Regions from separate parts of the Homo sapiens genome. Here region 2 is linked to region 1. The links are chromatin loops, found by intact Hi-C in ENCODE. Cell type or tissue: B cell. All regions are shown on one strand. Links, peaks and the distances in the headings refer to the core of each region. The heading gives the core; the rest is flanking DNA.

The links. Hi-C counts contacts between places; a loop is a spot of excess contacts. Peaks named below come from ENCODE experiments on the same cell type or tissue, not always from the same donor. Only the 100,000 strongest peaks of a DNase experiment are listed, where the experiment ranks them.
Region 2: a loop joins it to region 1, with 4 times the contacts of the local background. A loop is called at or near these places in 1 of 110 quality-filtered maps.

Annotation. Positions count from the first base shown.
Region 1 is chr9:134,384,272-134,394,727 of GRCh38, reverse strand. All of the region lies in intron 1 of RXRA (retinoid X receptor alpha), which reads right to left. Among named protein-coding and RNA genes, the nearest start is that of MIR4669, 10 kb to the right of the region's middle. RefSeq lists enhancers at 2,696-2,905, 2,946-3,435, 3,486-3,585, 3,966-4,055, 4,416-4,465 and 2 more and a silencer at 1,451-1,745. In B cell, for the core only: no CTCF peak of the experiment used is centred there; DNase peaks (open chromatin) are centred at 2,707, 3,267, 3,597 and 3,937; H3K4me3 peaks cover 1,104 bases; H3K27ac peaks cover 2,792 bases.
Region 2 is chr9:134,263,925-134,274,380 of GRCh38, reverse strand. LOC124902299 (a long non-coding RNA gene) reads right to left here and starts at 6,717. Exons shown (of 2, transcript XR_007061836.1): 1 at 6,634-6,717; 2 at 5,960-6,075. RefSeq lists enhancers at 1-448, 6,355-6,987. In B cell, for the core only: no CTCF peak of the experiment used is centred there; a DNase peak (open chromatin) is centred at 5,810; H3K4me3 peaks cover 637 bases; H3K27ac peaks cover 263 bases.

The DNA.
Region 1 (10,456 bases), core at 1,824-6,823:
AGTGAGGGGGCGTGATGTCAAGATGAGGGGACCAGGGGTGCTGCCTGAGGCCTCTGGCCCCTGAGGCACGTAGCGTGCAAGTGCAGCTGGCCAGGCAGCTCAGTCCGCAGGGGATCCAAAGGCAGGGGTAGATCTGCAACCCAGACCTATGAGACCCTGCCCGGGCCTCCCCCAGAGACCTCCGCGAGCTGCCAGGGCATGAGAATGAGGAAGAGTGACCCACACACCTTGACCTTCTCCAAGCCTCAGTCAGGAGACACCAACCAAACACCCTTCAGTCTTGACTGACCTCAAACTCCCAGGGCACAGGCAGTGGCCCTTCATGGAGACAGGCTCCATCAACACCCAAAGGGCCTCGGCAGGAAAACCACTCTTGATTATAAAACTCAGCTTAAAGCAATGTCTGTGAAGGCATCCAGCGAGCGTGCAATGACACATCTGCACTGTCACTGCCATCAACATCACCGTCATCATCACCACCGTCATCACCACCACCATCACTATGATCACCATCACTCACCATTAACATCACACATCATCAGTCATCATCACCACCATGATCACCACCATCACCAACATCATCAACACCATCATTACATCATCATCACCACCACCACCACCGTCACCATCACTACCAGCTGAGCAACCCCTTGCCCTGCTCCACTGTGCAGATGGCAGGCTGAAGCCTAGACAGAGAGGTTGACAAGTTTTGTCATAAATAGCAAGGGGATGGTGTTTTGGGTCCTCTTGGCCATACTGAGCAAGTTGAGGACTGGCCAGCGGCAGAAGGAAGAATAGGAAGTGGTGCCGAGGCTGATGGCCACCCTTGCACAGCCCACTCATACAGCCCAGGGGCGCTGGGGTTAGACCCAGTGGTGGCAGGTACAGCTGCAGCCCAGCCACAGTGAGGGAAGTGGGAAGCACACACAGGAGGAAGAGGGTGCTCAGGAGGGGGCTCCCCATGAGCAGTCAGTGCCTGCACCCAGGAAGCATTCAAGACAGAGCTGAGAGGTGAAGACACTCACTAACTGGGGCATGAGGGCTAGGGTTTTTGCAGGAACCCCACCCTGTCATGCCTACTCCCCTGAGAAGCCCACCATGGGAGCTGCGGCCACAGGCCTCACACCAGGCCCAGCTACATTCAACCAGATATGCACGCACCACCTTCCCCGAGTCTTGCAGCCGTTGCTATGATCACCCACCACGCTGGCAGGGCTGCCAGATGCCCATGGCGGCCACTGTCCAGGGATGCCCCAGGCGCTAAGGGGCACACTTAACCTGGGACCAGGCTGCCTGAACCACCATGGTTCAGAAGAGGAAACAGCCCCAGAGCAGCATCCACTCCCAAATTCTTCACAGCTTAGAGGCAGATGTGGACAGGAGGGGCACACCTGGGCCAGGCAGCTGGGAGGTGCAGGCCAAACTCTTGACAGACCCCTGGTCCTCTGTGACCCAGCCTCCTGGTTGTGTCATGCCCCCTTCACCACCCTGTGTGTGCCCCAGTGCTACAGGGAGAAGAGCGCCCAGGTCGCTCATGGCTTTAGGCTGACGGCAGAGCCGGCTGCACCCCTCCCTGCCCAGCTCGCCCTGCACTTGGTCCGATGCCCCAGACGCTGGCTCAGGAAATGTCAATTCCCTACTGTCATTTCCCGCTTCCCCATGATTCCCGGGTTTCCCAGGGCAGGATGGGTTTTTTTTTTTTAAGAAGAAGCCAAGTAACCACCTGCAGAACTGGCCCCTAACAGGGACGAGCAGGCAGGGTCTGTCCCTAGAGGGCTGAGGGGCTGGCAATGACCGGCCAGTGACTGTGGGACTCGGAGCCCCATCCCAGAGTGCCTGCCCAGGGACGGGTTCCCAACGCAGCCGCTACTCCTCCACTCCCACGACTGGCACAAACCTCAAGGGACGCCCATCCCCAAGGTGCAACCCGCACGGCCAAAATGAAGTCCTGAACCCAGGGGCCAGGACCAGGGACCGCAAATCTGAGGCTGGCCCTTTTAGGAGAGCTACAGGGCATCTGATTTTACCAGGAAGCACCCACATCCCCCAGCCTAAAGATGGCTAGGGTAAGCGAGAATTCAGGTAGCCTCATGGACGGAGTCACCCACCCATCCCAGGGACCCAGAAGTCAGGAGGGCTTGGCCCAGCCAGCGCCAAGGAGGAAGCCAGAGGAGAGCCGTGATGGAAATCGCGCAGCTCTGGGGCCAGGCCTGTCCAGCCACGCTCGCTCCACTGGTTCCCAAAAAGGAGCTCCTGCCATGGGGGTACAGGGAGGAGGTGGGCTCAGGGCCACCCACCTAGAAAGATGCCAAGGGGCCCCGGAGAGTCCTGAGAGCTGCTTTCCAGCCACAAGGCCGGAGACACTCGGTAAGCTGACCTGTGCCCCTGTACGGCCATTCCCCCCGGGGCATCGTGAGCAGACCACCCATCTGCTGCCTGGGGCAGAGGCTAGGAGGGTGGGAGGGCGGGAGTCAAGCCCCAGTCCTGGCAGAGTCCCCGTGGAAAGAAGCGGAGTCACGGAAAGGGCGTGACCAAAGGCGTGGGGCCACCAGGAAGCTGGGAGCCCCAATCGCCTGCATGTGACGTCCTTCCCACCCTCCCCCTCTGCAAAATGGAGGCTCTGACACCGGGGCTTGCCCTGCACACTGCACCAAGCCAGGTGACTGTCACGGCCCCCTGCAAACACACAGACTCCATCATGTGGTAGAAGAGCTGCCGTAGGCCGCAGCTACCACAGCTCAAACACCTAACTGCAGGTGCACGCCAGGCCAACATTTCATTACATGAGCTCACAGAAGTGTGGTGACAAGGGGGAGCCGCTCCTCCTGCCCCCGTCCTGCAGGGGAGGAACCAGGGCTCAAGGAGGCGAGATGTTTCCAAGCCCGGAACAAGAGCTGCCGGGTCAACGCCTGGAGGCCTGGCTTTCTGAAGCCTCGGTCCACCCCTTGGCCACCCCTCGACCACCAGGGTGGCCAGACACAGCAGACACCCATGAGCCCTGAGAGTTCCAGCAATGACGCCCACCTTGGAGGACGGGTACCAGCTCGGGGACTTGGCAGAATGCTCACCTCTCCAGGGCCAGGCAGGGGCTCCTGGGCAGCGCAGCCTCCCTTCCAGGCCGTACCCCTGAACTGTGTCTAGCACCACCACAGGGCCAGACCTTCGAGGAGGGTGAGTGGGAAGCAGGGGAATTCCTGGAGAAACCCCGCCTGCCCCACAGCCCGCCTGTGTGGCGAGGGGGCCCCCAGCCTGTGGGCTCCTGGGGGTAGTTTCCCTTCAACAGGAAAAGAAATGATTCTTGTTTCATTTTGAGCCATGTTGCTCTCGGTGGCTCAGAGGCCCTGCCACCGCTGCCAGCAGCTCTGTCGTGGAACGGCCAGGCTTTCCACCCTCAGGGCGGCTCTCGTCTCCACCTTCATGTGCACGGCCACCTGGCTCAGGAACACCCCTGCAGTTCCTCAGGTCCCACCTGTGGTGGAGCGTGGCCAGCTCCATGCCAGAGGCCAACACGATGGTTCAGTCGGGGACTCTGAAATGATCAGGGCAGAGGATGCTCCCCCAGGCATGTCCTGGGGCCTGGCATGGGGCCGGCCTCTCTGGGGGACATCCCCAGTCTTCCCACGGCCCGCTGAGCAGCACCATTTGCAGATGGGGGCACCGGTGCTTAGAATAGGCAGGGCATGGCCACCGGGGCCACGCGGTGGACAGAGTCCAGGCAGGGAACCCCTGAAGGACAGAGCACCTGCTCAGCACCCAAGGCTGGCAGTGGGGACCCTCTCCAGCTGGTGCCGGCTTTCCAAGAATCCCCTCCACACCCGTGCCATAAGCCCAGGCCCACCCTAGCACGCAGCATCCTTCCCACAGAAGAGGCTTACCACCCACGCACCTGAGCCGGATGCCTGTCATGTGCAGGGGCCTGACTGGCGGGGCATCTGCAGACGGGGGACAGGGCCTCACCCATGAGACAGACCAAGAACGGGACGTCAGCCCGCTGAGCAGGACTTCCCCCATCACAACCCCAACATGGGCGCCCTCCCTGCCTCTGCCACTCCCAGGGCTGCGGCGGAGCTCAACGACACCAGCCCAGAGGCTCAACTGCACCCAGAGTTGCCTCTTCCGAGCTCAGCCTCAGCACGTCCCTCCTGCCCCGCAGAAACTTGCTGAGGGCCCGGGTCAGGCTCATCACCACTCTGAGCGAGACAAACCACCCCGTGGCCACAGGCGCCACAGGCCCCACAGGCTGAGCCTCAGAAACCTCCCTCCTGGCTGCCGTGCCTGCTGTGTAGGGCCTGGCCCCCCACCCACTGTCCCAGACTGGGGGCTTTGGACTTTGGGAGTGTAATGGGGAGCCCTGGGAACTTCTGGCAGCGACAGAGTGGACCTCCCGCCAAGTGACCCGTGGAAGGGACGGCAATGGAGAGGAGGGTGTGCTGAGCTGGCTTTAGCCTGGCCTGGGCTAGGTCTGAACTTGGCCACTTCTAGGGGCACCCGGGCCCCTACCCACTGTGTGTCAGACTCCCCCTCCCCTTCCCTTAAGCCCAGGGATTGGGGAGCGGACTCCACCCTGCACCAAGGAGATGCCGACCCAGGAGGCCGAGAGAAAAATCCTGCCGGGGAATGCAGGCAAGCGCAGGCTCCGGCCTGCTGCCCCCAGGACGGCCACCCCCATCCTCATCAAGGCTCTGACCCAAGGCCTCGCTGTGTCCCCTCCCAATCCCACCAATCGGCACATATCAGGGTACTGTGGCAGCAGGAGGGGACGAGCCGCTGGCCTGCAGATGCGAGGGTGAACAGGTGGCAGGCAGCTTCTCTGCTCCTCGGTGCCCAGCCCCAAGAACCTGAGACGGGGCTGCAGCTAGCACGCACGGTAACTCCCAGCCTAGCCGGCAGCCCCCAGGGGCCTCGGAAGGAAGGGGAGGGATGGAGAGGCCAGCTGCAGCTATGGAGTCTCTGTCCAGACTCTGGGTGACCCCATCCACAGAGTGCCTCCCGCAGGAACGTCTGCCAGCCCCCTCTGTACAGGCAGAGCCAGACATGGCCAAGTCCAGACCTTGCCCAGGCCAGGCTAAGGCCAGCTCAGCACACCCTCTCCACCACTGTCCCCTCCACTGGTCACTTGGCAGAATGTCCACTCTGTCACCATCAGAACTTCCCAGGGCTCCCTATTACACCCCCAAAATCCAAAGCCCCAGGCCTAGGATAGAGATGCCCAAGCCCTGGCCCCGCTAGCCCTCTGGGGCTAGCCCTCTGCTGTCCCAGGGCTCCCCATTATACCCCCAAAGTCCAAAGCCCCCAGCCCGGGACAGAGGCGCCCAAGCCCTGGCCCCCTAACCCCCTGGGGCCAGGCCTCTGCTGTCCCTGTCCAGCACCCTTCCCAGCCTGCTTGGCCTCACCAACGTCCACTTCTCTGGATCCCACGAGCAACCCCCCGGGGGTGACCAAAGCCAGCGCCCACGTGTGCAGGGAACCCAGCAAAACTGCATTTCCACCATTCTCTCCCCTCCTGACAAATCCGGGAAAACGGGTTCCGTGAAATGGCAACAACGTGCAGTCTGTGCCATCCAGAGGGGCAGGGGACGGGAGCGAGCTGAGGGCGTCCACGACAGGACCGGCCAGGTGGCGGATGTGACTCTCCGAGGAGGACCCAGGAGACCAAACCCCTCCTTGGAGGACCAGAGCTTGGCAGGGAGGTGAGTGGACACAGGCCTGAGGCCACCCTGGAGGAGGCAGGTCACCGGGTCTCAGCCCTCTGGGGCATCCAGCACGAAGGAGAGGAGCCAGAAATGTGTCTTCCAGGGCTTCTGACCCACACCCAGTCCGTCAAGCAGCAGCCCCCACCAAGCAGGGAGGGGGCTCTGTCCCTCCAGAGAACTCACAGCCTCCAGACACCTGGAGACCCTCAGCATCTGCCCCAGGGCACCCGGCTGTCACCTGGCTCACAAGGAGGAGGAGGCAGAGGAAGGACATCGAAGGATGACTCCCCTCCCCATCCAGGTGCAGGAAGACCAGGGAAAGGGGCCGGGAGAGCCCGATGCGCCCAGAATGGCGGCCACCAACTCCACAAGCTAAAACTTCCATGCGCCTGACTCACAGGAGAGGCTCCTGCTCAGGGTCTTTGACTCAGCTTCACACACAACACTAACCTGATGCCTCAGATGACTCCCCAGAGGACAAGCAGTCAGACAGAGGTAATCGTGGGAGAAAGGACCGTCACCAGGAGGCCATGGGGAAAGGTGCACAAATCAAAGTCCAGCAGCCAAAAATACAACAGACCCTGGGCCCCACTCCTGCGTGAGAGCAGAACAACATCCCAAGTCATTCCCAGAAGAGACAGTAAGTGCGCTTCAGGAGACGCTCAGAGTGCCTGACCCAGCACCAGATGCCCGTAGTGACCCCAACACGTGTGCCTGTGCACGCAAATGCACATACACACTCACACACACACTGCTTCTAGCTGAGAACACCAAAGACATCCCCCAACCCTGACGAAGAGCACAGTCTAACAGCCTAGGACCCCTGACGGAAGTGCACAGTCTAACAGCCTAGGATATTTTCTGCATAAAAGTAACTTAATACAAACTCAAACCTCCTGTCACATCAAGAAAGCTGACCTGGAAAACTTCTGCGCCCACTTTACAGATGAGTAAACCAAAGCCAAGAGCTGAAGAGGCCTCTCTGTGGTCACCATGGGGTGCAGCGATAAGTGCCCTATAAGCGCTTCCTGCCCTCCAGGAAGAGCTGCCGAAGGGATCTGAATTCAAACCCCCCAATGTCACCTCCAAAACAGAAATCAGAGTTCTTTGCTGCAAGAGGCTGGGGCTTTCAAAAAACCTTGGGCTCACAGAGTCAGGCTGGGAACGGGCCTTCACGATCACTCCAGACAGCCCAAGCGAGGCACGGGCTTGGGGAAAAGGGGAGAAGCTGAGCCCAGAGATGCCCAGGACAGGCTCATGGTCACCAGCTAGTCAGGGCTGGCGCCGGGACAAGTGTGCGAGGCAGGCACGCCGCACGCCTGCTGCTTACTGACAGCACAAAATGCGGGGAACGCTCATGGACGGCTCTGTGAGGCAGGTGGTCCTGGTCAAGGACTGCGTGGTCCCCAGGTGCACTGTTCTATTTCAGGTGTCAGCTCCAAAACCAAGTGGCTCCCAGAGACTGCCCGGCACAGCCTCGCCTGGCATCCATCAATGCCCACGCAGTGCTGAGGAAGGCTGGGCTAAATATTTACAAATTGCGAAAGGACTTTTAAAAGGCCTTGGAAAATCGAGATGGTCCAGGCTTGCACCCTGGCCAGACCGATCTGGTTTGAGTCCCTCCCCGAGGCTCCCCGTGGTCTTGGGAAAGTTACTCCACGGCACTGAGCCTGTCTTCCTGTACCGTGGGCGCCGAGAGCGCATCCTTCTAGGGACATCTGTGAAGGCACCTGAGCACTCTCCACATGGGCCCTGGCACTCTGTGCATGCCAATTAACAGACGTCCTTGCCAGGAAAAAGAAACGGGACATGAGCCAGGGCCGGGCAGGGCGGAGCGGCCGGGAGCCGGCTCTGGCCTCCACCAGCAGGATGGGTGTGGGGACCCTCCGACTCAGCCCCCTCACTCCCTGCAGAGAAGGGCTGCCCCTATGTCTCCCCTCTCACCCACCCGACACCGCAGCCACAGCAGCGGCCCAGGGCAGGCAGAGGCTGAGCAGTCTGGCCGCTTAAGCCCCCTGCTGCTCTCTGGCACAGTGTCCCAACGCTGGGCCCAGGAAGACGGGGTCAGGTCCACTGCACCCCTCCGGCTACACAAGTCCCTGCCACAACCCAGCCTCAGTTTCCTCATCTTTAAAATGGGAGTGGGGCAGACCCCAAGGGGTCCTCCATAGAGCCTCAAGGTAAGGAGAGGGAGGAGAACCACCCACGCTCCCACCCTTGCCCAGAGCCCAGAGCCCAGGTCTTTCTTCTGGAACAAAGTGGCCTGAAAGGAGCCCTCAGGCCCAGACACCCGGGGGGACACCAGAGACCCCAGTGGTCCTGGCCTCGGGCTGCAGGGTCTGGCAGACCCAGGGCCAGCCTCAGTTTGCTGTTGCTGACAGTGGCAGCCTGGGAGAATCAGAACGCTCCCATGACACCCTCAGCACGGCCACGTACGGAGCAGCCGTGACCAGACCACAGGCATGCTCCACGGAGCGGGGTGTCCCAGACCTGGCCCCCATACCTCCCCAGCCTCTCCCGACCTGGGGTCCCCAGATCCTCTCCCCCACAGCCCCAGCAGACATGCCATGAGTCCCACACTCCATAGGCAAGACACAGGCACCCACCCAGGCCACACGGAGTGGCCACCAAACCTGGCCCTCACCTGCCAGCCACCTGCGGTCCCCCGCCCGCCAGGCCAGTCCACCGCCCGACAGAGAGGCAAGGAGGTGCAGCCTCATGGCGAGGGCAGGCGAGAGGTCCCACCACAGGGGCGGCCCCATCGGCCGCTGGCCGGCGGGCTCAGGGTCCCACAGCCTCGGGTGATGCAGCGCGGCGGCTGAGCGGGCAGGAAGGGGCCTGAGGGAGGTGCCTGAGCAGAGCTGGAGTCTCTTCCAGGCAGCCTGGAGCTGGTCGCAAGCAAGTGGTGCTCATGCTGGCCCGGCGGCCCAGTTCCCCTTTCCCAGAGCCGCCCGGTCCCCCACCCTCAACCAGACACCTGTGACCACAAGGCGGCTGCCATTGGCCAAAGCCAAGAGCTTCTTGGAAGAGGACAAGGACCCCGGCCTCATTTCCTCAATCCGAGACACGACCGTCACACCCGCAGCTGGTGCCGCAGATGGTCTGCCACCCAGCAGGGGCCTGGGCAGAGGACAAGGGCAAGGCCCGGACGTTGGGCAGCCCCAAGTTCAAATCCAGCTCCACCACAGCTGGCTGCCCACTGTAGGCAAATCAGGTGACCTGGCTGGGCCCATTCCCCATCTGCGTGCTGGGGGGCGATGGCAACAGCCGCCCCAACATGGTGCCAGCCGGCATGCAGGAGTGCTGGAAAACCGGATGCAGGGTGCCTGTCCTTGTCCTGGCCTGGAGTGGTGGCCTGGAAGAAGCCCAGGCATTGTTCGGGGGCCACCACCGCTCGCGCAGGCCCTCACATCCCCACCGTGCCATCCCCACCTGCTCCCAGCAAGGGCCACACTGAGCAGGGAGCCCTAGAGAGGCCAGCATTACGGATCCTGGGGGGCGTCCTGTGGGGGCGTGGGGGACGCAGAGGCCCGAGTGGAGGAAACAAGCAGGGAGTCACCGGGCCTGGCAAGGCAGGGGCCGGAATGGAGCAGAGCCTCGGATACTGGTGAGGCAGGGCCTGAGCAGCTCTGGATGGAACCCGCCTCGAGAGGCTTGAGGAAGCACGCGGGGGAAGGGGCCTTCATGGCTCCCAGCCTCCCTCCAGCCACACAACGAGGGCTTTCTTCCAAGGCACAGAATGCCTTTTGTGGCCCATCAGCCAATGGACAAGCCCCGGGCCGGTAGTGAGTGTGGGGGTGTGGACGTGCAGCTTTCAGCCCTGCCAGCCCCTGGCATGCTAGTGGGGGTCCTAAGTCCCCATCCACCCAGGAGGCCTGAGAGCCAACCAGCTCTGTCCACAACAGGCTGCCCTGCCCAGGCTGCAGAAGCCATGGCCCGGGAACCAGGCCTCAAGGAAGGCTGCGCAGGGGTAGCTCTGAGCAGCAGCGACTCACGGCCCACACCCTGTCTGTGCCCATCCCAGGCCAGGAGCTTCCTGCCTGCCCAACCAGTGCTGGGGACAGGCCGCCAAGATGTCACACAGGGCTGGAGGGGAACCAGAAGTCTCCTGTGATGGCACCCCCACATGCTCACACCCGTCTGAAAACCCTTCTGCAGGCGGTGCTCAGGACTGGAGGCCAGGCTGGCCCTGAACCACAGGAGGGCACTGCCCCGCCTGAGCACAGGGAAACCCACTGCCCACAAAAGCCCAGGGCACCAGCGTCAAGGCAGCAGGTGGGACACAGAGGGCTCCTTTCCTCCTGGAAGACAGAAAAGGGCCAGAGAACCCTCGCCCCCAGGCCGACCGGGTGACGGCCCAGTACAGCCCCACCGCAGCCTCTTCCTCCAGCTCTGGCCCCTGCCCCCCAGCACGCCCTGCATGGGTCCACACGCTGCTCACCCTGCACCCACAGCTCCACCGGCTGAGGGGCCCAGGGCAGGTCCCTTCCCTCCTGGGTCTCACCCACCACAAAAGCCCATGCTCTGCAGAACCCACTAAATTCCCAAGTCTCCCCCAGCTTCGGGCTGTCCCTAGCTTGCTGGTGTCTCCACTGCTGCCATATCCCCTGACTCCATCCTCAGTCGCTGGCGACCCCAGCACGGTTCGCTTTCCTCTGCACCACCGGCCCAGCCATGTGGAGCAGGTAACCATCAATGTCTGCCCAGTTTGGGGTTCAAAGATGATGAGGGAGGTCCCTGGGGTGACAGCGAGGAGGGTCCAG
Region 2 (10,456 bases), core at 2,750-7,749, 120 kb after region 1:
CCTGGCCTTCAGGATGGCCACCAGCAATGTCCCCCAAACTCAGGCCATCTGTGACGGGGACCAGGGACCCAGTGAGACAAGCAGGAGGCCGCACAGTCCACTTGGTCAACTGTGAGTGCCCTCGCCCTCCCCAGCAGGGAGGCTTGGGCATCACCCTGTTCCTCCGAGTAGCCTTCTTCCCTCCCTAGCTCATGGGCCTCAGGTGCATCCGGGCAGCCCCTTCTGGCCCATGGCATCCAAAAGGAAGCTCTTGTCCACTCCTGGGCAGCTTTTTTCATTCCCTCATTCATTCATTTTCCCTTGAGTATTTGGTGAAGGCCTGCGCTGGGCTCAAGGGAAGCAGTGGTGACTGATTGGGTCCTGGGCCCTGAGGACTTTGGTCCTGGGGGGTTTGGGGGAAGGCAGGTCTACCAATAGGTAGCTTTGATGTGTGGCTGGGCCTGGGCTGGGCCGAGCTCAGAGCGCACATGTTGAGCGCCTAATCCAGACTGAAGGGATCAGGCAGGGCTACCTGGAAGAAGTTGCATCCAAAAAGAGACACCAAGGATGGGAGGAGCTATGCAGATGACAAGAAGGAGGAGGAGGAGGAGGAAGAGAGGAAAAGCAGGCAGGTGGATGAAGAGAGCCGGTCCCTTCCAAAGGGGCAGAGCACAGAGTGGTCAGGGTGGGCAGAGGAGGAACTGGGGCTCTGTCCTCTGGGCAGCGACATCTCTGTGTGCCAGGCCTGGGTGGAGGGAGCTCTGGAGACGTCACGCAGCCCCTACAGCCTGCAGTGAGTGGGGGCCTGAACCTGGTACTGCATGGTCCAAGGAGAGAATGAGCAAATGAAGGGGCCAGGGGGTGCGCGAGTGAGTGAATGAAATAGAACAAAATGTAACTCAGCATCAGGGCGGGACTCGCTCCAGACCACCCTGAGAGCAGGATGCCCAGAGTGCCGGCAAAGCCACCAGGCCCCAAGTGCACAGCCAGCAGGAACAGGGACCCTGGCCCGCGGGGCTGTGGTGAGGAAGGCAGATAGCCTCTGTCCCAGAGCCACAGGGAGTCAGGGTCAGGACGCTCCTGTCTGGGGCAAGGCTGGATCACACCAAAGCTCAGGCTTCCTGGGGGCCTGCAGGCCGGGCGAGGTTTCCAAGGCTGTGCCCAGGTGCTGTGTGGGGGCTGCATGAAGAGTGTGGGGCCATCGCTGCTTCTTTCTGGCTGGAGGCCCCTGGCAGGCAGTGGCGCAGGTATGTCTGCCACTGTCCAGGAGCTCAGGAGATGACCCAGCCTCCCGGATGCCTTTGTCCCATCACCCATTCCGGGCAGAGCCCGGGGCTGAGCAGGCTCAGGGCATCCCTCCAGCCCTCCCATGCAGAGTGGGGGTGAATGCCCCTCTACAGATGCCTGCACACAGGGGCCCATAGTTGGACAGGACCCCCCCCCAGGGCCGGCCTCCCTGCCAGAGCTGGAGGGGGGAGGCAAAGAATTCCCGGAGGAGGTTGTGGCAGTCAGGACAGCAGGCAGTCAGGGCCTGGGCAGTCAGGGTCTGGGCAGTGGCAGGCAGGAGACGGCCGCAGTGGCCAGGGCTGGGGAGTGTTTGGCACAGGGACGTACAGAGGACTTCGAGCAGCTGGCAGGGACTGCGATGACCTGGGCCCTGCGGGGGGAAACGAGCAGCTGGGCTTGGTCACAGACTCTGTACCAGCCTGGGGCAGGGCCCTGGGAGGCTGGGGTACCCCAGTTCTCTGCACAGATTGAAGAGTCAGATGGACTTAGATTCGACACCAGATTTACAGCTGAGCAGCTGAGTGGCCTTGAGCGAGTCACCGAGGCAGGCTGGGTTCAGCTCTTCGTCTGTAAACGGCTTCAGGATTCTGCACCTGTGAGGACCGGGAGCAAATGAGAACGTGCCTGCCACTCACCTCACAGCCCACCTGGGAAGGGCCCCTTTCGTAGCTCCACCCCTTGGCTTCGGGTGCAGGTGCTCCTCTCCCGGAAGTCCCCTTCCCCCCTTATGTTCTGCACTTCTCAAAACCCCCATCCCTCCTTTAGGGCCAGAGCATAGCACCTGCCCTTCCTGGGGCCGCCCGCTGGCCCCAGGACCTTGTCCCCTCATTTCTGGCTGCTTCACAGTGCCGGATGCAGTGCTTTGCTTGGTCTTGGTCAGGGGTACAGACCAGGGCCATCTTCCAGCAGCTCTGAAGAGCCAGTGCCGCTGCCCAGAGCCTGGTGTTGAAGAGGATGCTGAAGTGCACTCCAGCTCTGCAGGAGGCACCGCTGAGAGACACGGCCACGGTGGGAGTGTGGAGTGGACACAGCAGAACATGCGTCTCTGGTCCACGGGCAGGGGTTTGAACATGAACAGCGGGTTGCCGGCATGCATAACTTAATTGCAATAATTAATGCATGGATACCTGCTGGATGACAGGGGTGAGGCGGTCCCAGGCAGCAGCAGGAACCGCCTCCTTCTGCTTGGGTGCAGTGTGCACTCCCCAGAGAGGCAGCGGTTGGAAGAGCAAGAATGCTTACGCTTTGTATCTGTTTTCTGTTGCTGTTCTACCACACACTCAGCAGCTTGGAACATGCATTTCTGACCTCACCATTGCTGTAGGTCGGAAGTCCAAGCAAGACTGAGCCGCGTGCCCTGCTCAGGGTCTCACGGGGCTGAAATCTCAGTGGCAGTTCAAATAGGCCAGCACTCCTTTCCACGGTCCCTCAAGGGGTTGGCAGAACACGTTTCCTTGGGGCTGTAGAATTCATAGACGCTTCCGTCTTCAAAGCAGCAGGGAGGTCGGGGAGGGAATCTGCTCCCGCAAACCTCTGCCTCTGGGCTCGCTTCTAAGGTGCTCCCCTGATTAAGCCAGGCCCACCCAGCATCATCTCCCTTCTGATTAACTTAAATCCTGCAGAGTAGGGGATTTATCTGCACAATCCCTTCACCTCTGCCATTTTCTACTAGCTGGAAGCAAGTCACAGGATTTACCCACACCTAGGGGAGAAGGTCACACAGGATGGGGGTCACTTCAAAATTCTGTCCTCATCAAGCACCTGTGGAGTGCCAGCCTGTATGCTGGCACCTGATGTGCTTATGGAATTTCATTCCATTTCTTTTTGAGACCGAGTCATGTGCTCATAGAATTTCATTCCATTTCTTTTTGAGACCGAGTCTTGCCGTGTTGCCCAGGCTGGAGTGGAGTGGTGTGATCACAGCTCATGGCAGCCTCAACCTCCCGGGCTCAGGTGTTTCTCTCACTTCAGGCTCTCGAGTAGTTGGGACTACAGGGGTGCTCCACCACGCCTGGCTGATTTTTTAAATTATTTTTTGTAAAGACGGGGTCTCACCATGTTACCCAGGCTGGTCTCAAACTCCCGGGCTCAAGCGATCTGCCTGTCTTGCCCTCCCAAAGTGCTGAGATTATAGGCGTGAGCCACCATGGCTGGCCCTTAATTCAGTTCTTTCAAGATAAAGCTGGTGGGTATTCCCTCCCCCACTCACTGTTGGCCCTGAGGGTCCTGCATGGCTGCTTCTGCCAGTCCCTGGAGGCTCCCATCCCCTCCCCTGCCCCCAGCTCACCCCTTTCAGCCACACTTGACCTTCCCTCTGTTCCTCAGATGCACACGGCTCTCGCTGCCTTGGGGCCTTTGCACAGGCTGTTTGGTGCTCTCATCACTTGGAACACTCCCCTCCCTCACCCGCACTCCAGCACCTTCCCATCCTCCAGGACTAAGTTTCAATGTTACTCTTAGCTGGGCATGGTGGCTCACACCTGTAATCCCAGCACTTTGGGAGGCCGAGGCGGGCGGATCACTTGAGGTCAGGAGTTGGAGACCAGCCTGGCCAACATGGTGAAATCCCGTCTCTACTTAAAAATACAACAATTAGCTGGGCATGGTGGTGTGTGCCTGTAACCCCAGCTACTCAGGAGGCTGAGGCAGGAGAATTGCTTGAACCTTGGAGGCGGAGGTTGCAGTGAGCCGAGATCGCGCCACGGCACTCCAGCCTGGGCGACAGAGCGAGACTCCATCTCAAAAAAAAAAAAAAGTTACTCTCCCAGAGATGCTGACCCTAACCATGCTGCATCATCCTGTCTCGGGACCTCTGCTCTTCACCTTCACAGCCACTTAGGCTTAGGCCTCGTAGAATCTCATCTGTGCATACCTTCTGTTTGTCTCTACAACTGGACAGCGAGATCTTGGTGGCCAGGAACTTGCTGTTTGGTCACCATGTGAACAAACAAGGTTGGTGCCCGCGGTGGTGGGCAGGATTCTAGATGCCAGCAGGACCCCCTCAAGTGTGGGAGGAGCAAGTGAGTGTGATAGGAAGGACTCCGTGAAGACACTCCATGAAGGGTAAAGGGTGAAGACACTTCGTGAAGGGTGAAGGATGAAGGCACTCCGTGAAGGGTGAAGGATGAAGGCACTCCGTGAAGATACTCCATGAAGGGTGCGTCCCATCACACTTGCTTGTTCCTCCCACACTTGAGGGACTTTGCAGATGTAATTAGGCTTCTAATTAAAATTTTGAGATAATCAAAGGGGAGATGAGCCCTTTAAATCTGGGTCTGGAGGTCAGAGGCAAAGGATGTCAGAGTGTCTTAGACAATGGCAGACCTCTCCTGCTGGCCTGAGGGAGCAAAATGCCCTGTTTTGGAGAGGACCATAGGCAAGGAGCTGGGGGTGCTGGAGTTGCTGGGAGCAGTCCTCAGCAGACAGCCAGCGAACAAAGGGACCTCAGACATGCAGATGCAAGGAAACAACTCTGCCAGTCCCACAGGGCAGCCTGAACTCAGCTCTTCCCCAGTCAGGGCTCCAGGTGAGAACACAGCCCAGGACACACCTGAACACAGCTCTTCCCCAATCGAGCTCCAGGTGAGAACATAGCCCAGGATACACCTTTATTTCAGCCTGTGAGACCCTGAGCAGAGTATCCAGACAAAATGTGCCAGACTGCGACCCACAGGGCCGTGCTCAGCCATGAGCTGCTGGAAGCCCTAAGCTGGTGGGAATTTGTTTTGCAGCGATGGCACCCCAGTACGCCACCCACACCCTTTCCACCCACCATTGCCTTGTCACTCCCAGGGCAAGGGTGGACACTTATCCCAGCTCTCACCCCTCATTGGGTAACACTGTGGTGCAAATTCTGCACTAGTTCACATGGTCGCAGGTGGCCTTGAGCTCTGGTAGCCCACAGTGGTGACCTAAACACACACACACACACACAGTCTTGAATCCTGCTCTCGGGGTCCGTCTCAGGCACTGTCCCCTGGCCCCCAGCCTGGCACCTGCATTATAAATTCCCAATTCACATAGAAGGAGAGATGTTGGTAACCCGCCTAGGGTCACACAGCTTGTGAACGGGGAAGCTGAGATTCCCACCAGGACCGCCTCCTCACTGTTCAGCTCCACCACTCAGGTCACAGCCCACGTGGCAAGTGAATGTGACTGCTGTGGCCCTGGGTCCTCACTGCAGCCTCTCCCAGACTGAAGAAGGAAGCAGTCAGCAGACCACCCTCCCATAACCCAGCCCTTTGCCTGTCAACACAACATACAAGCTCATCTAGAAATAGATAAATTTACTAGGAGGAACCGGAGCTTTAACAAAGAAAATTGAGATGCCCGAAGGGGGATGTCTAATTTTTATCCCATTTCACAATTGAATTGTAAATCGTGTTGGAGCTAAGCTCCCAGGCCCAGGTCTGATTGCACTGAGACATGACTCGGAGGAGCGGTCGAGGGCTGCAGCCACTTCCCCATACCCCTGGGCTTTCCCCTCCGGCCCCGCCAGCTCCCAGACCAACGCAAACCGCAGAGGATGCAGGTGACCCTGGGCCCTCGGGCTGCAGCTGAGCTCCTGAAACCAGCCCATGGGGCACTGCTCAGGTTCACTTGTGGTGAGCAACACCAGGGGCTCGTGTTGGCAGCTCATTGCAGACTCAAACGGCAGGATGTTTGTGAGGTTTAGACACTGTAAGAAGCGAGGTTAGCTTTGGAGATCGGGTTTCCATTTATTTACGAACAGTCTGATGGCCGCCTCCGTGTCCTGGGCCTTCTCATTCACAGGCGCCCACAGCACTCTCTCCTGGATCCTTCCATGACCTGCAGAAGGAAGCCCCACTGTCCCAGCGTCCAGGCGAGGAAGCAGAAGCATGACCCAGCCCAAGACTCAGAGCTGGGCCGTGGCAGGGACAGACTGCCCACCAGGATCTGCTTGGTGGGGACACTGGTGCCTTTCACAATGACAGGCCCTTCCTTGTGTGCTCCAGCACTGGCTCCTGATAAGAGTGACACTTGGAGAGCAGCAGTCCCATGAGGCAGACATGCATGACAATCGGTTGCCAAGGTCAGGGTAAGCGGGCGACTTTAGCCCTCACGTGGTGAGGTGCTTGTGCCTGTAGCGTGCTGCTGGCTGCAGCTCCGGCCCTGAACCCTCCATCCTGGCGGGTAGGAGGCCTCGCCGGCTGGACAGCAACAAGCACAGGGTTTAGACCCAGAGCAGCAGGAGCCTTTGCTCCCTGCCCTTCCGACCTCCTCCCTGCTCATTCCAGAAACTGTTCCTATTTTAGGCCACAGTCACTTCTATGCCACCTAGGAAGACAGCTGGGGCCCCACTAACAAGCACACCATCCTGTTCTTCCAAAGCAACCAAAGTCTTACCTTCCTGGCCACTCTGCAGCCCCCTCAGCGACCCCAGGCCTTGCCTGCTGACACCATGTCCAGCCAACAGATGTGGACATGAGCCCGAATTTGTCCACAGCCTGGCACATGTGTGAGAGAAGAGAACCAGGGGTTCTGAAGACAGCCGGTGAGGAGGAGCAACCCCCCTGGGCCGGGCCGGGGATTCCTCTGTGAAGACGGAGCCCTGCGCCCCTCCAGCCATGCCGGCCCACACACCTGCTGGCTCCCTCTTCTGGCTGCAAGCTCTTCTCCTTCTGGGAGGGAAGCTTGGGGCTGGGCTCTCCACTTCCTGAAGGCTGCCCTGTCCTGACTCTCCAGAGGGTTCCACTGACAAGAGCATGGATGCTTCTCTAAGTACTGATGGGCAGGTACTCAGGGAACCCTCAGGTCCCGAAGGCTTGGGGATTACGATCCCATTTGCCAAGCCTCCGGTCAGACTGTGGTGGGTGGAGAGTGGGTATGGGGAGTACACCTTCTGCTGAACTACTCTGAGGAGAACCCTCACCCCCAAGAGCCCACCTCCACCTGATTTCAGCAACTGCACCCCAGGAAGAGGGCTCCACTTCCGCCATGAAGGGGAGCAGGGGGACCTGCAAGCATCACCCTCCTCAGTAGCTGGAGACCCGGCCTCAGGGGACTGCACTTAAAGTCAAGAGAACATTTGCTAACAAACCAAGCAGTCCATTCCCACCCCACAGAGGGGGCTCAAGCAGTATGTCTTTACAGCTCTCTATGGAAGCCTGCAGTTTCTAATCTAGACTGAAATGGTAGATGAAAGGGATCCATCCATTCATCCATCCACCCATCCATTTATGTATCTACCCTACCATCCATCCACCCATTTGTATATCTACCCTACCAACCATCCATCCACCCATCTATCTAGCCATCTACTTTACCATTCATCCATCAAGCCACCCATCTATCTACCTACCCATCCATCTATCCATCTACTTTTCTATCCATCATCCACCCATCCTACCACCCACCCATTTATATATCTACCTACCCTTCATTCATCAATCCACCCATCCATCTATCTACACGTTCATCCTTTCCATCCATCTATCCATCCATCCATCCATCCATCCATCCAACCATCCAAACACCCACTCACCCAGGTATCCATTTACCTACCCTTCCATTCGTCTATCCATCCATCTATTCATCCATCCATCCAACCATCCTAAAGCCACCCACCCAGTTATCCATTTATCTACCCTTCCATTCATCCATCTATTCATCCATCCATCCATCCATCCAATTATCCTAACACCCACCCACCCAGGTATCTATTTATCTACCCTTCCATTCATCTATCCATCCATCTATTCATCCATTTGCCTATTCAGAATTCACTTAGCAACTATCATGTGTCTTACTGTTTAGTCCCAGAGGGTCCAGATGCACCAACCTGGTGTCTGCCCTTAAGACAGACACAGACACATAAACAGATGCTTGTGAAACATCGGGTACAGGCATTCTGTGTGGATGGCACTTAGCCAACAGGACTGTGCGCCGAGGTTGTGCAGTGCACTATCCCTGCACCATCTCATGAAGGTCTTCCTGCTGAGCCCCTTGCCCGCCTTCCCTGCTGCTTCCTATCCCCTTACTTTTGCATGTTCTAGAAGTAACATCCTTCCCTCCAGTCTAAATATCCAAATCCCACCTGTCCTCAAGATGCAGCCCAAAGCTAATGCTTTCTGTGTGTCCCTGAGAAGCACTTAACACACTGTACCTCAACAGCCTTCTTTGTCTGTTTCCTCTAGACTGGGGGCTCCCTGGAGGGGCAGGGGGCCTGTCCTATCCTGTTCACATCAGCATCCCCACACAGACCCAATGCAAGAGCTGATGCTTTTAAGAAGTGTTTGCAGAAGGAAGAAATGAAGGTAGGGAGGGAAGGAGGGGGAATGGTCAGAGCTCCCTTTGGTGACCCACCCACCAGGGATTCTGGGCCCTGGCCGTCTGTCCTTCTGGCCTGGTGAGCTGCCTTCCCTCTCTTCTGTGGATCTGCATGTGACACCTGGCACCTTCTTTGAGGATGAATCCTAGCCCATGGTGAAGGTGCCCTCTTGCTGTCCCCAGCCCCAGGCCACAGGATCCCCACATCTGGATGGGGACTGACCTACCCCTTCCTGGGTAGGAGACTTGCCAGACTCAGCCGTAGGAAACTGACAAGTCTTTGGAAAGCCCCTGGCCCTGCCCTGCACAACCAGCCCCCACCCCAGCGATTCTCAGCCCAGTGGGGGCATTTGGGAGTTTCTTCAAGGAACTGGCTCATCTCTAGGGGGCACCCTGGGAGGTAGAGCTCCTGGTTCATCACTTTTCAGTAATGGCCACTTAGAAAACCTGCCTGTTAGAGAACCTCTAAACGAAGACCAAGGGCCACAACCTTGACCCTTGGCCCTGGGCACGAGACCACATTTCCAAGCACACACCATTTAATGTTTAATCTCCTGTGAGGCTTCCAACTGCTAATGACACGACATTAACTTGAACAAATAAGACCATTCAGAGGAGCCGACCTGGAATCTGTGAGGTGTCAGCCAAGCCGTCACAGTCCCTCTGGCCACAAGGGTCTCGGCTTGCCCAGTCTAGGGGCAGGGGGTAAAAAACCATCCTAGTTCCCCAGCTGTCTCGGGGTGGGAACGCAGTGGGGGCCGCAGGAGCTTGGAGCCTCACCTAACTCCCTCCTCCACCCACCATTCCCAGTTTCTCAAAAGGGAACTCCGCCAAGAAGTCTGCCCACAGAGCTGACGCCCCACTCTGCCTGCACCCACCGGAGTCAGCACTCTTGGGGCTGGGCCCTGGCCACTGTCCTGTCTCCTCCACTCTCTGAGGGTCAGGGTGATGAACCAGCAAGCACCTTTCCTAGCCGGGCTTCCCCTGAAAGCAGCCCCCGGGACAAGGATGCAGGTGCAGGTGGAGACCCCCAGAAGTGCCGTGAGGAGCAGCTTGGGAGGGACAGGGACAGGAACGGGCCTTCATGGGGTGGGGGGGGTATCTGCTGCGGGCAAGGTGGCTCCGTACCGCAGGCCTCTGTGAGACGGCAGAGCACACCCTGGAATTGTCCCCGGGAGGGACACCTGCCTGTCATCTCCCTGGCTGGAGGGCCATTCAGGGGCATCAACTCCCAGCACCTCTAGCTGACCTCTCCTGTGGCCAGAGAAATGCAGAAAGCCAAGAGGGGGCGCAGTGACCCCCGCCGCCATTCTGCAGATCCCACGAGCCAGGGGCTGTGTGGGTGAACCTTTGCTGTCACTGCCTTCAGCTCCTGGGTTAGCTCTGCTCACTTGGAAAACTGCCAGGAACACTCCACCATCCCCATTTCAGAGATGAGGAGACTGAGGCCCAGCCTGGCCACGTGGCCTCACCAGGTGATGGTGGAGCCGGGTGTGGGCTTTGAATTTTCGGGCCATCTCCCTGAGTCTCCAGGTACCAGCTGCGTCTGCAGGACTCTGAGCTCAGAGGCAGGGAGAGACCCGCAGAGGCTGCCCTTCTCCTGAGTCCAAGGAGGCCACCGTGGGGGACAGGAGGGCAGGATGGGAGACGGGAGCCCCAGGGCCGCCGGACCCAGCTGACACGGAAACCCTCCCTCTTTTCATCCAGAAGTGGAGGGAGAGGGGCCGCTGAACGCAATCATGGCCACATGAAACTCAGAGAACACTCGAGTAAAGATCTGGTCCCTCGGCCGTTCCTGGGCCCCAGCCAGGCAGACCAGGGTCTCTGAAGCATCTTCATCAAGAAGGAACTTCAGTGCTTTCCTCATGGAAACACTCCAGCTGATTAGGTGGAAGAAACA